2 separate regions of the Homo sapiens genome follow, and region 2 is linked to region 1. A link is a loop called in an ENCODE intact Hi-C map of the cell type or tissue named here. Cell type or tissue: GM12878. All regions are shown on one strand. Each heading gives the region's core, and the rest is flanking DNA. Links, peaks and the distances in the headings are about the cores only.

What was found. A loop is a pair of places that touch in the nucleus more often than their neighbours do. Peaks named below come from ENCODE experiments on the same cell type or tissue, not always from the same donor. Only the 100,000 strongest peaks of a DNase experiment are listed, where the experiment ranks them.
Region 2: a loop joins it to region 1, with 5 times the contacts of the local background. A loop is called at or near these places in 7 of 110 quality-filtered maps.

The regions. Positions count from the first base shown.
Region 1 is chr5:126,441,000-126,446,382 of GRCh38, reverse strand. All of the region lies in intron 1 of GRAMD2B (GRAM domain containing 2B), which reads right to left. Among named protein-coding and RNA genes, the nearest start is that of GRAMD2B, 20 kb to the right of the region's middle. RefSeq lists an enhancer at 358-1,557. In GM12878, for the core only: no CTCF peak of the experiment used is centred there; a DNase peak (open chromatin) is centred at 2,832; H3K27ac peaks cover 966 bases.
Region 2 is chr5:126,355,864-126,361,246 of GRCh38, reverse strand. The region is part of intron 1 of LOC124901056 (a long non-coding RNA gene); the gene reads left to right. It also overlaps a transcript of GRAMD2B not described here. Among named protein-coding and RNA genes, the nearest start is that of GRAMD2B, 65 kb to the left of the region's middle. RefSeq lists an enhancer at 615-1,814. In GM12878, for the core only: no CTCF peak of the experiment used is centred there; DNase peaks (open chromatin) are centred at 476, 1,166 and 2,506.

The DNA of each region.
Region 1 (5,383 bases), core at 126-5,125:
AACATTTTATAACATAGAAAACAGGTACAAAGTAGATAGAATAGTATAAACAAGGCAATCTTGTTTCATCTATATACCTGTAGCCCACCACTCCTACCTCCTACTGGTTTTGAGACAAATCCCAGACCACACTATCTTTTCATCTGTAACTATTGCAGTGTATAACTCTACAAGATAAAGATTCTTTGAAAAAATAAACACAATACCAATATCAAACCTTAAGGCTAAAAATTGTAATTGATTTTTAAAAAAATGAGTGAAATATGGCTGTTTTTCAGGGAAACTATTAGCACAATGTAGTAGTATTTAGGATTGGAGTGGACTAAAGCATCTCTAGGCACACTGTTGGGTATCTGGTTACCCAGTAGGGGACTTGGGAGAGTTCCTGTTCTCACACTAGTCCACATGGCTCTTGCTAGCACAGCAGTAGGAGCTGCCTACTTTGACATCACCAGGTACCAGGACCCCTTTTCTCTTGCCCTTCCTGCTCTGGCTATACTGGAGAGAGGAAGAAATGGAAATGCCATTCCCCAATCTCAACACCTGAGTCAGATTCGGCTCTCTTGAAGCTGAAGAAGAGAGATTCCCAATGACACGAATCAGCATGAAAGGAATTATGGTTGTGAACAGAATGTATCAAAGTGGGTGGTGTCCATGACTCTAGGTGGGATGATGGAGTCACTCTGCATCCTGTCTGTGCCTCAGGCTGCAGCTGCTTCTCTTTAATCTGCCCTCCCACCCCCTCCTCACCCCCCACTCCCCACCACATACCCAAGAGACAGTGAGAGAAACCTGAGCAGCAGCAGACATGGGGTGATGTGATATCCAGGCTGCCCACTTCCTCTGGCCCGTCAATACTTTGTGTCAGCAAGTCCTCAGGCTGTGCTGGCCCTCAAGATTGTCTGGATTTTTCATATGAAAAAAAGCTCAACATCACTGATCATTAGAGAAATACAAATCAAAACCACAATGAGATACCATCTCACACCAGTGAATGGCGATTATTAAAAAGTGAAGAAAAAACAGATGCTGGCAAGGCTGCAGAGAAAAAGGAACACTTTTACATTGTTGGTGGGAGTGTAAATTAGTTCAATTATTGTGGAAGAGAGTGTGGCAATTCCTTAAAGACCCAGAGGCAAAAATACCATTTGACCCAGTAATCCCATTACTGGGTATGTACCCAAAGGAACAGAAATCATTCTGTTATAAAGATACAGGCACAAGTATGTTCACTGCAGCATTATTCACAATAGCAAAGTCATGGAATCAACCCAAATGCCCATCAATTATAGAGTGGATAAAGAAAATGTGGTAAATATACACCATGGAATACTACGCATCCATAAAAAAGACTGAGATCATGTCCTTTGCAGGAACATGGATGGAGCTGGAAGCCATCATTCTCGGCCAACTAATGCAGGAAAAGAAAATCAAACACCGTATGTTCTCACTCTTAAGTGGAGGTTGAACGATGAGAACACATGCACACAGGGAGGGGAACAACACACACTAAGCCCTGTCAGGAGAGGTGGGAGGGAGAGCACCAGGAAGAATAGCTAATGGATGCTGGACTTAATACCTAGGCAATGGGTTGATCTGTGCAGCAAACCACCATGGCACCCGTCTACCTATGTAACAAACCTGCACATCCTGCACATATACCCTGGAACTACAAATAAAAGTTGAAGAGGAGAAGAAAAGAAAAGATTGTCTGGGTTTTCATATGAACATCCTCATTTATCTTGGAGACTTTACAAGGTTTGTAACAATTCTGTATAGATCTAAAAAATGAGCAGTACGTTTGAAACAAAATATGGAATTCTAGGTACAAAAATCAGCTCTCAAAAGTATTAGATTCTCTGAATTGATCAATCATAAACATATACTTCAAAGGGCACCTGTCCCCTTATCTTTGCAAAAGGTTCTTGCCAATTCTTAGAACAAAAAATCTGCGGAATTCAGTTCATAAAAAATGGCTTTTACAAAACAATAATTCATAACATCTCCTTGAATGGCTTCAGATACCAAATAGGCAAGTTACCTTAGAGAGGGCACGGAAGAAAGGTCTTTTCTAAGCTAGAAGGCCAGCTTGTTCTTAAGGCAGACAGACATCTGCACAGTATGGTTTGCTCAGTAGTGGGGGATAATGGAAAGGGCTCTTGTCCTTAAATTCCATAAATTCTCTTGCCACCACCCTGGCCCCTACCACAGTGTGCTCCACCTGTTTTTTTCTTGGAATAATCTTCTTTGGAAAAGGTAGGCCAGGACTGGTGGTGGTGGTGGTATTAGTGGTGGTGGAGTGCTGGAAGGCCTCTCTCTTTTTTTTTTTTGAGATGGAGTTTCACTCTTCTTGCCCAGGCTGGTGGGCAATGGCGTGATCTTGGCTCACTGCAACCTCTGCCTCCTGGGTTCAAGTGATTCTCCTGCCTCAGCCTCCCTAGTAGCTGGGATTACAGGCGCCCACCACCACGTCCAGCTAATTTTTGGTATTTTTTAGTAGAGACAGCGTTTCACTATGTTGGCCAGGCTGGTCTCGAACTCTTGACCTCAGGCGATCCACCTGCCTCAGCCTCCCAAAGTGTTGGGATTACAGGCATGACCCACAGCACCCAGCTGGCCTCTGTATGTTTTACAGCTCATTGTTTTCTGTTATGCATATAACAACATGCATGCATGAAGTCACTGATGGAGTCTTTCCATCACAGCTGAGAGAAAGCCAGTTTTACTGAGAAAAGACAGAAAACTATTGTCCAGGAAAGTTCAATGTCAACATCTCTGTGGGGAGAGCAGAAGGTGACTGGGCAAAGATGTCTTTGAAGAGACAAAGGAAGGGAGACATGAAAGAGGATGTGGGAGGACTCTGAAGCCTCAGGGTTTTGTCTGCAGGGGTCCTGTTTTCTTTTAACTAGTTAATAGGACACTGGCTCTGCAGAGAAATACACAGACTGAAACAACACTTACTAAAACTAGAAGTGAGAATATAAATAAGGCTGAAGAATTTTCCTCTCTTCCATTAAAAGTCATTTCAGGTGCGCCTGAGCCATACAGTTTCTGAAAGATCAGTCTGTGAATTCCATAAACTAGAGGTTCTCAAACTGTGGCCTAAGAACTTTCTATGTCAGAACGATTTAGGCATGGGACTTGTAAAAATGCACTTCTTAGGTCTACTTCAGACCTTTTAAAAACTTAAATCTTATACCCACCAAAATCTTGGGACTACTGAGCTGAGTGTCAACCAAGCCAAGACTACTGGGCCAACTGGGAAGCGAGTCAATTACTATTGTTACTTTCATCCAGCAATCTTCTAAGGAGGGCTGGGAGAGAGTGGTAAATTTATCAGTACTACTGATAGATAATGGGGAAAAACAATCCCCATTAATGATCAATCTGTAATGCTACTTCAGGAAAGAAGTTTCCAAATACTTAGTAATTCGGATTTTGGATGATTAGTTAGATACATTATCCAAAATCAAAATATGGGCCACATCTGAGTTTTCTTTGGGAAATGAAATTACTGGTTTTTTTTAATTTTATTTTTTGCTATGATCTGTGTTTGTCAAGGTTTCTACAATGAGCTTTGTAGAATCATAGATTTTAATTAAAAAAAATCTTTAAAGAAGAGAAGTAATAGAGACCACATTTAATTTAGAGACACCAGTTGTACGTGGTACCTTAAACTAGACCAGATTTCAAGGAAATATTTACAGACGGATTTTAAGCAGGGGGCTCACAGAAAAATCTAGAAGTTTTATAATGCATACATGTAAATACACATTAGGAAAAGCATTTTAGGCCAGGCGCGGTCGCTCACGCCTGTAATCCCAGCACTTTGGGAGGCCAAGGCGGGTGGATCATTTGAGGTTGGGAGTTTGAGACTAGCCTGGCCAACATGGTGAAACCCCATCTCTACTAAAAATACAAAAACTAGCTGGGTGTGGTGGTGGGCGCCTGTAATCCCAGGCTACTAGGGAGGCTGAGGCAGGAGAATTGCTTGAACCTGAGAGGCAGAGGTTGCAGTGAGCCCACATCACACCATTACACTCCAGCCTGGGTGGCAGAGTGAGACTCCATCTCACAAAAAAAAAAAAAGAAAAAAAAGAAAAGAAAAAGCATTTTAGGGAGGGGTTTGAATGAGTTTGCTTCAAAATTATGACTGATGTAAATATTCAGGTGAAGAACGTGAAGATGAGATTAGGAGTTAGTGGGTGAATGTGCTGAATTCAAATCCTATCTGTTTTTGCTTTTGTTTTATCTAGTATTCAGTGGGATAGTTAGCCTTCTTGTTGAAGTATCTTCATAGGCATATTAGGAATAATAATTCCTTCTTAGGACATTGTGAGACTTTAGTAACATTCATAGATTTTTTACATAAAAAGGTATGCATAAATACACTAAGACAAGGCTTAAAAATGTGTTTTAGCCAGAAAAAAAGTGTTTTGATTTGATTTGAAAATTTTTAACGCGAGGAAACAGAGATTTCAGCAGATATAATCCTATGACCATCTAAGGTTGTCACAATTATCAGGTAGGTTCTGTCTCCTGTTTACCATTGAAATGCCTGCAATTCAGAAGTATATTTTATCAAGAGCCTCTAACGAGCTGGTTCCTATATTCCTAAAAAAATCCTCATTGGGGGAGCTCTGCTTATTAGAATTAAAACTATATTATCTGTTTTAGCAAAAAAAAACTTATACCAGGACTAGCCATTGCAGTGGTAATTGTGAAATGTTGCTGTGTGCCAGCATTATTATTTATAGTTCTCCCTTGTATGGCATGATCAAATGGCCTAAATAAAGAGAAGGAATATGGGAAGAAGAGGAGAAAGGCTGGAAGCCTACTGATTGTCCTTTGAGCACCTGCATAGTTTTCAGGCTATAAAAGGCAAGGAAGATAACCACTGAAACAGTGTGAAGGTGACAAAGTAGAGGACGGGGGCCCTGAGTCAATCCTGAAAGCAGTTGCAAACAGCCTGCTTTCCTCTGCAGCGCCAATGAGGACCCAGTCTGTAGTTTGGAGCAATCCATAGCCCAGAGCCTACATGCATCTGTGTACCTAATTTCACAGTTTGATGTGAGACTTAATTTGAGGGACAATGATTACAACATTACAAAGTTGTCTTCATGCTGTTACATTTCAGATAAACCCAGCTAACAGTATTTTAATGTCTAAAAGGTATCTATCTCCTCTACAAAGTAGGGGATCTTAAGCTTAAGAAAAAAATATATAATTATGTTCTTTATATTTTTTCCTCTGCCATAATACACGCTCATTCTAGAAAATTCAAACATTACCAACACCATGAAAAAAAAGACACAAAAAATAAGAAAACATAATTTAGAGAATTTAGAGAATATCATCATTTTTAACATTTTAGGGAACATTT
Region 2 (5,383 bases), core at 88-5,087, 85 kb after region 1:
TCTTTCTGAAGACATTCTATTTATTGCCCTAGCTCTGGGCTAAGCCTAACAACCCTTCAATACAATTATTTATTCTTTGAAGATAGGATTATTTGAGGGATTTTAAAGCAATTATAGTCAGAATAATAGAGGAATTTTTAAACAAATTAAATATCTCTACATATACTTGTTACTCTGCTAGCAGTTGTACAAAATTTAAAGTAAAAAGCAAAGCAAAACCTAAAAAACCAAAAAGCTAACCCATAGTGCCTGCTTACAAGGAGCTCATAAAACCTAACCCAAACCCAAACCTACCTTTCTAGGTTAAAAGGAACCTAAAACCAAAATGTAGAGAGTTGACATGGCAAGTGTGACTTCATGCAAATATCTTATAATCCTAGTTTTCCTGAGCTGAAATGGCAAATACTGAGTTCTCCCGAACACATAGAGTCTTAGATTGCAACTGTATCTTTCAAGCCACTCCTAGCATTGCTCACTGCTGTCTCCACTTGAATTCCCCTTTCAGCTTGAGTGACATGACAAACCTCAAACTTCCAGTTTTGTGCAATACACCTATAAGCAAAATGTACTTGTATCAGGGGTTTCTGAGGACATTACAGTATGTGGGATAATTCTTGCTTTTACTCAAGACCCTGATGATAAACAAGGAAAACTCCCCCAGTGGGCAATCAAAGACATTCTCCATGTGGAGACACTCTGTCCTTAAGATACCAAAAAGGCCTTTTAAACCACAGAAGCCACACTCCACTCCCAAATGGTTTTTCCAGGTCTGAGACCTGTCACTTACAGTTCCAGGTCCGGACCCACTGGCTTCACTTCTCTCCCGTGGAACATACTCTTCCAGGGCATAAGCTGTGCTTGGAATGTTTGCTGAATGCTCCTTTTTGCTTGTAGGACTTGCTGTCTCCTTGTCATCTTCTAGAGGCCAGGTGATCTTCAAGAAACTCTGGGAAATGTCGGGAAGGAACTTTGTATTTACACCAGATCTGCCCAACCACAGCTCTTTGAGCCAGTTGGTGTGCTTTTCGCTCACAAGTGCTATCTCAGAAGTTTTCTCTTTCAGCGTCTGCTCAGAGGGATGGCACCAGCCGCACTTGAAACCCACATGTGTGAGAAAGCAAATGACCACAGAAACATTCAATGTGACCTTTAAGATAATGTTACGTCTTTGCCTTAAGAGCTTCATCTTATCTTGATGTTGACTTGGAGTCACATCACTGACCCTTTACTCATGATGACGTATGTCTTTCCGCAATCCTGATGCCTTTCTTCACTTTAGAAGACAGTGATTGTGTGTTACCTCAAAGGCTCTACCATAATTCACCCCAAATGGTCCTCAGTTGTCCTACAAGTTCATGCCTATTCATTACATAAATTAAACAAACCTAACACAACTTTGATATTCACTATTGAATGGCATGATCAATGTCTTATCACCCGTGTCTCATATGTGCATTCTGTAATCGGAATATATATTTCTCTTTAGAATATGTTTTGTGTCATACTCATCATGATTCTTTTCTCACTGTGGGGACTCAATGAATATTTACTGATGATAAACCTGTCATGCTGGAAAGCAAATTCACAGAGAAGCTGAACTTACTCAAACTTCCTTCTTTTTAGCTGTTCTACCGTGTCACTAATGCAGACAGTAAAGTTGCTCATTAATTAGAATAATAATGAAATGGCATTAAAGTTTTTCTTTCTTTTTTTTCACTCTGTATCAGACAAAAATCTGATTGGCTGAACTCAAATAATTAAATAGTTTTAGGTACTTAATTCACTTTAATCTAAGACCATTGCAAAACAAAGTGTACATTTGGAGATGATTTACTTGCATAGGATATACTAAGATAAAGATTTACAAATGAGAAAGAAGAGTACAATTTGCTTGAGTTCAAAACTAGGTAATAGAACAAGAGAGATCTATGCAAGAGATTATTTAGAATGCAAACAACTTATATTCTCTATCCTTTCCTTTCCTTCCTTTTTTTTTTCTTTGAGACGGAGTCCTGTTCTGTCACCTAGCTGGAGTGCAGTGGCACAATCTCGGCTCACTGCAACCTCTGCCTCAGACTCCCGAGTAGCTGAAATTACAGGCATGGACCACCACACCTGGCTAATTTTTGTATTTTTAGTAGAGATGGGGTTTTGCCATGTTGGCCAGGCTGGTCTCGAACTCCTGACCTCAAGAAATCTGCCCACCTCAGCCTCCCAAAGTGCTGGGATTACAGGTGTGAACCACTACGTCCAGCCCCTTTCCTATTCTTTCAATTAAAATTTGCCCTCAGGTTGTGTTAGATTGAATGCATTGATAATCCCAGCTACATTAATGGCCTCTATATATCCATAGCCTTTGCCTTATAGCTTTGTAATTTCTACCTACTCTAACTTGGACTGGTCTTGTTACTTGCTTTGGCTAATAAAATGTGGCAGAAGTGATACTGTGACAGTTCTGAGTCTAGACCTCAAGAAGCTTCGTGGGTTTCTACTCCTTCCCTGTGGTCACTATGACTACACGACTGAATTAGAGGTATCCTCCACATGAGACCACATGGCACAGAGCTGAGTCATTCAGGCTGTCGTAGACCACCCGGCTCCCCAGTGACCTGCCAAGTCCCCACAGACACAGTAGTGAGCCCAGCCAAAATCTAACTGATGTAGATCAACAGAACTACCTGAACACCTGTAGACTCATAAAAAATAATAAATAATTGTTTCCAACTGAGGTTTTGAGATGGATTTCTACACAGCAATAGCTAACTGCTTCAGATCCTATATTCATATCACTAATGCAGTAAGATGATAATAGCTCCAGGGGCAATTATGTTTTAACTGTTGCCAACCACTTGAGCTAAATGAGGGTAATTTTGAGAGGGTCTTCAGGTTCAGTAGGTCAGCAGGATGAACTTAGGCAATACAGTGGATCTTCCTGGGATCAAAGTCTGATATGCTTTAGAGGTCTGCTATCATGAGAATAGGAAAGGTAGCTTTAGGGTAGGGTAGATGACATCTATTAAAGATCTAAAAATTGTATTGTTAGTCCTACAAACTGTTGCCACTACAATCCCACTTCATCTCCCACTTCCCCTTCCGTACTTCCACTTCCCTCCATGGTCACCAGGCAAAGTTGAGAGTAGTACTCACCACCCAACTCTTCTCAGGTCTATGGGAAGCCCTTCTTCTCACCATTCTAATGACTGCACTCCAGGTTTTTTCACTGAAGGGGCAATACACCTTTAATGTGAGACAAACCTGGCTTCCAATCTTGCCTTTTGCCTAACATGTTAAGGGCCCTTGGACATGCTGAGGGTTTACTGCCTGTGTTATCCAGTTTTCTTCTCTGCGAAATGGTGATGAGAAAAGGCACTTGGCAAAGCTCTGTTTTTTCTCTTTCCTGCTTAACTCTACAAAGATACTTTCTGCTGATTTAGAAACTGCATTATAGGTCAAAGGTTTAGCAAATATTAACTTCCATTTTACTGCCTTTCTTAATAACAGGCAGACAAATGAAAGTTCAGAGATTTTACCTCAGGTGAATGGATCCAAGGTCCCACGTATTATTGGAGATGAGGCCATAAATACGGTAACAGTTTGATTACTCAGTTTGTGCTTTTTTTTTTCCAAAAAAAAGGAAAAACTCTATCTCTTACTCCATATTATGAATATGTAACAAAGTCATTCTTATGTAGGCAACTCTTCATAAACCACAGGGGTTCTATTTCAGACAAATAGAGGCACTTGGCTGCTTTCTCTAGGCATCTTATCTACCTGAAAGCCCCATATAGATGCCTCGTAAACTCAGCTTTTAGGAAAAGAGCTGAAGTAGGCTACTCAGACGGAAAGGCTGTTGGAAAGTTGGGGTAGTGTTAGTAATAATAAGCGACATCATAGTGATGGAATATTCTAGAAAAAAGAGCTCCAAGTTTGGTGTCAGAACACTTTACTAGTGGTAGAACTTTACTCAAGTTACCTTATCTCCCTTGGCCTCAGTTTTCTCTTATGTAAAATAGGGGCTTGGAGTAAATCAATGCTTTCCTAAATTGTGGTCTGTGGACAATTTCTCTAGCTTGTGTGGAAGTTGGCAAATACAGCACACAATTTTTGTCCCTTAGAGGTCTCTATGAAGGTCTGCATTTAATAAATCTATTCAACTTTATTAACTCAGGCTCAACCAGATAGAAATGGAAAACTGTTAATATCCTATAGGAAGAATCTCCTTTTGGAAATGCAGAGGCAGATGATTCTTAAGACTTTCTCTGTGTAAAGACATCTGAGCCAATAGAGAGATTTTAGTTCTATTGCAATTTACTGCAGAGTCCACTCTTACCAAGGAAGGAAATAGGGGAAAAAAAGGTCATATTTTATCGATTTCCTACTCCGCCAGGCAATGTGTTAGATATTTTACATATTCCTCATTTGCTCCTTGCAATAACTGTATGCAGTATTATTATTCTCACCTTACCAATATCGATTTTAACTACATTACTTAAACAAAAATAACCACTGACCCAGCTACTTGGGAGGCTGAGGTGGAAGGATTGCTTGAGCCCAGGAGTTCAAGGCTGCAGTGAGCTATGATCACACCATTGCACTCTAGGCTGGGCACCAGAGTGAGCCCTTTCTCAAATAAATAAATAAACAAGGAAAATCACTGAAGGCTTATTGAGAGAGTAACAATACAACATCAATGTAGAGTCAGTGGGATCAGTCCTAGATACTCTTCTCTATTGACACATTCTCTCAGTAATATTATTCATCCTATGACTTTAAATGCTATTTATATGCTGATGATGTCCAAGTCTTATAATTCCCCTCTTACTTCTCCCTATTAAATAAACACCTCAAACTTACTGTGACCAAAGTAGAATTTTTATTTACAGCTCTCCTCCAGAATTTTTCTTGTCTCATTTTACTGTTCTGATATGGTTTGGCTGTGTCTCCACCCAAATCTTACATTGAATTGTAATAATCCCCACATATCAAGGGCAGGGCCAGGTGGAGATAATTGAATCTTGGTGGCTGTTTCACTCATGCCATTCTCGTGGCAGTGAATAAGTCTCGCGAGATCTGATGGTTTTATAAATGGGAGTTCCCGTGCACACACTGTCTTGCCTGTCGCCGGGTAAGACTTTACTTTGTTCCTCATTCACCTTCCACAATGATTGTGAGGCATCCCCAGCCGTGTGGAACTGTGAGTCAATTAAAACTCTTTCCTTTATAAATTACCCAGCCTCGGTTATGTGTTTATTAGCAGTGTAAGGACAGACCAGTAAAGGGCTTCCTCATCCACCTGGTTGATGTAAAAGCAATTTAGGTGTTGTTGATTTCTCTCATGCCCTTGTTCCCCACGTGCAGTTCATCAACAAATCTTATCAGCTGT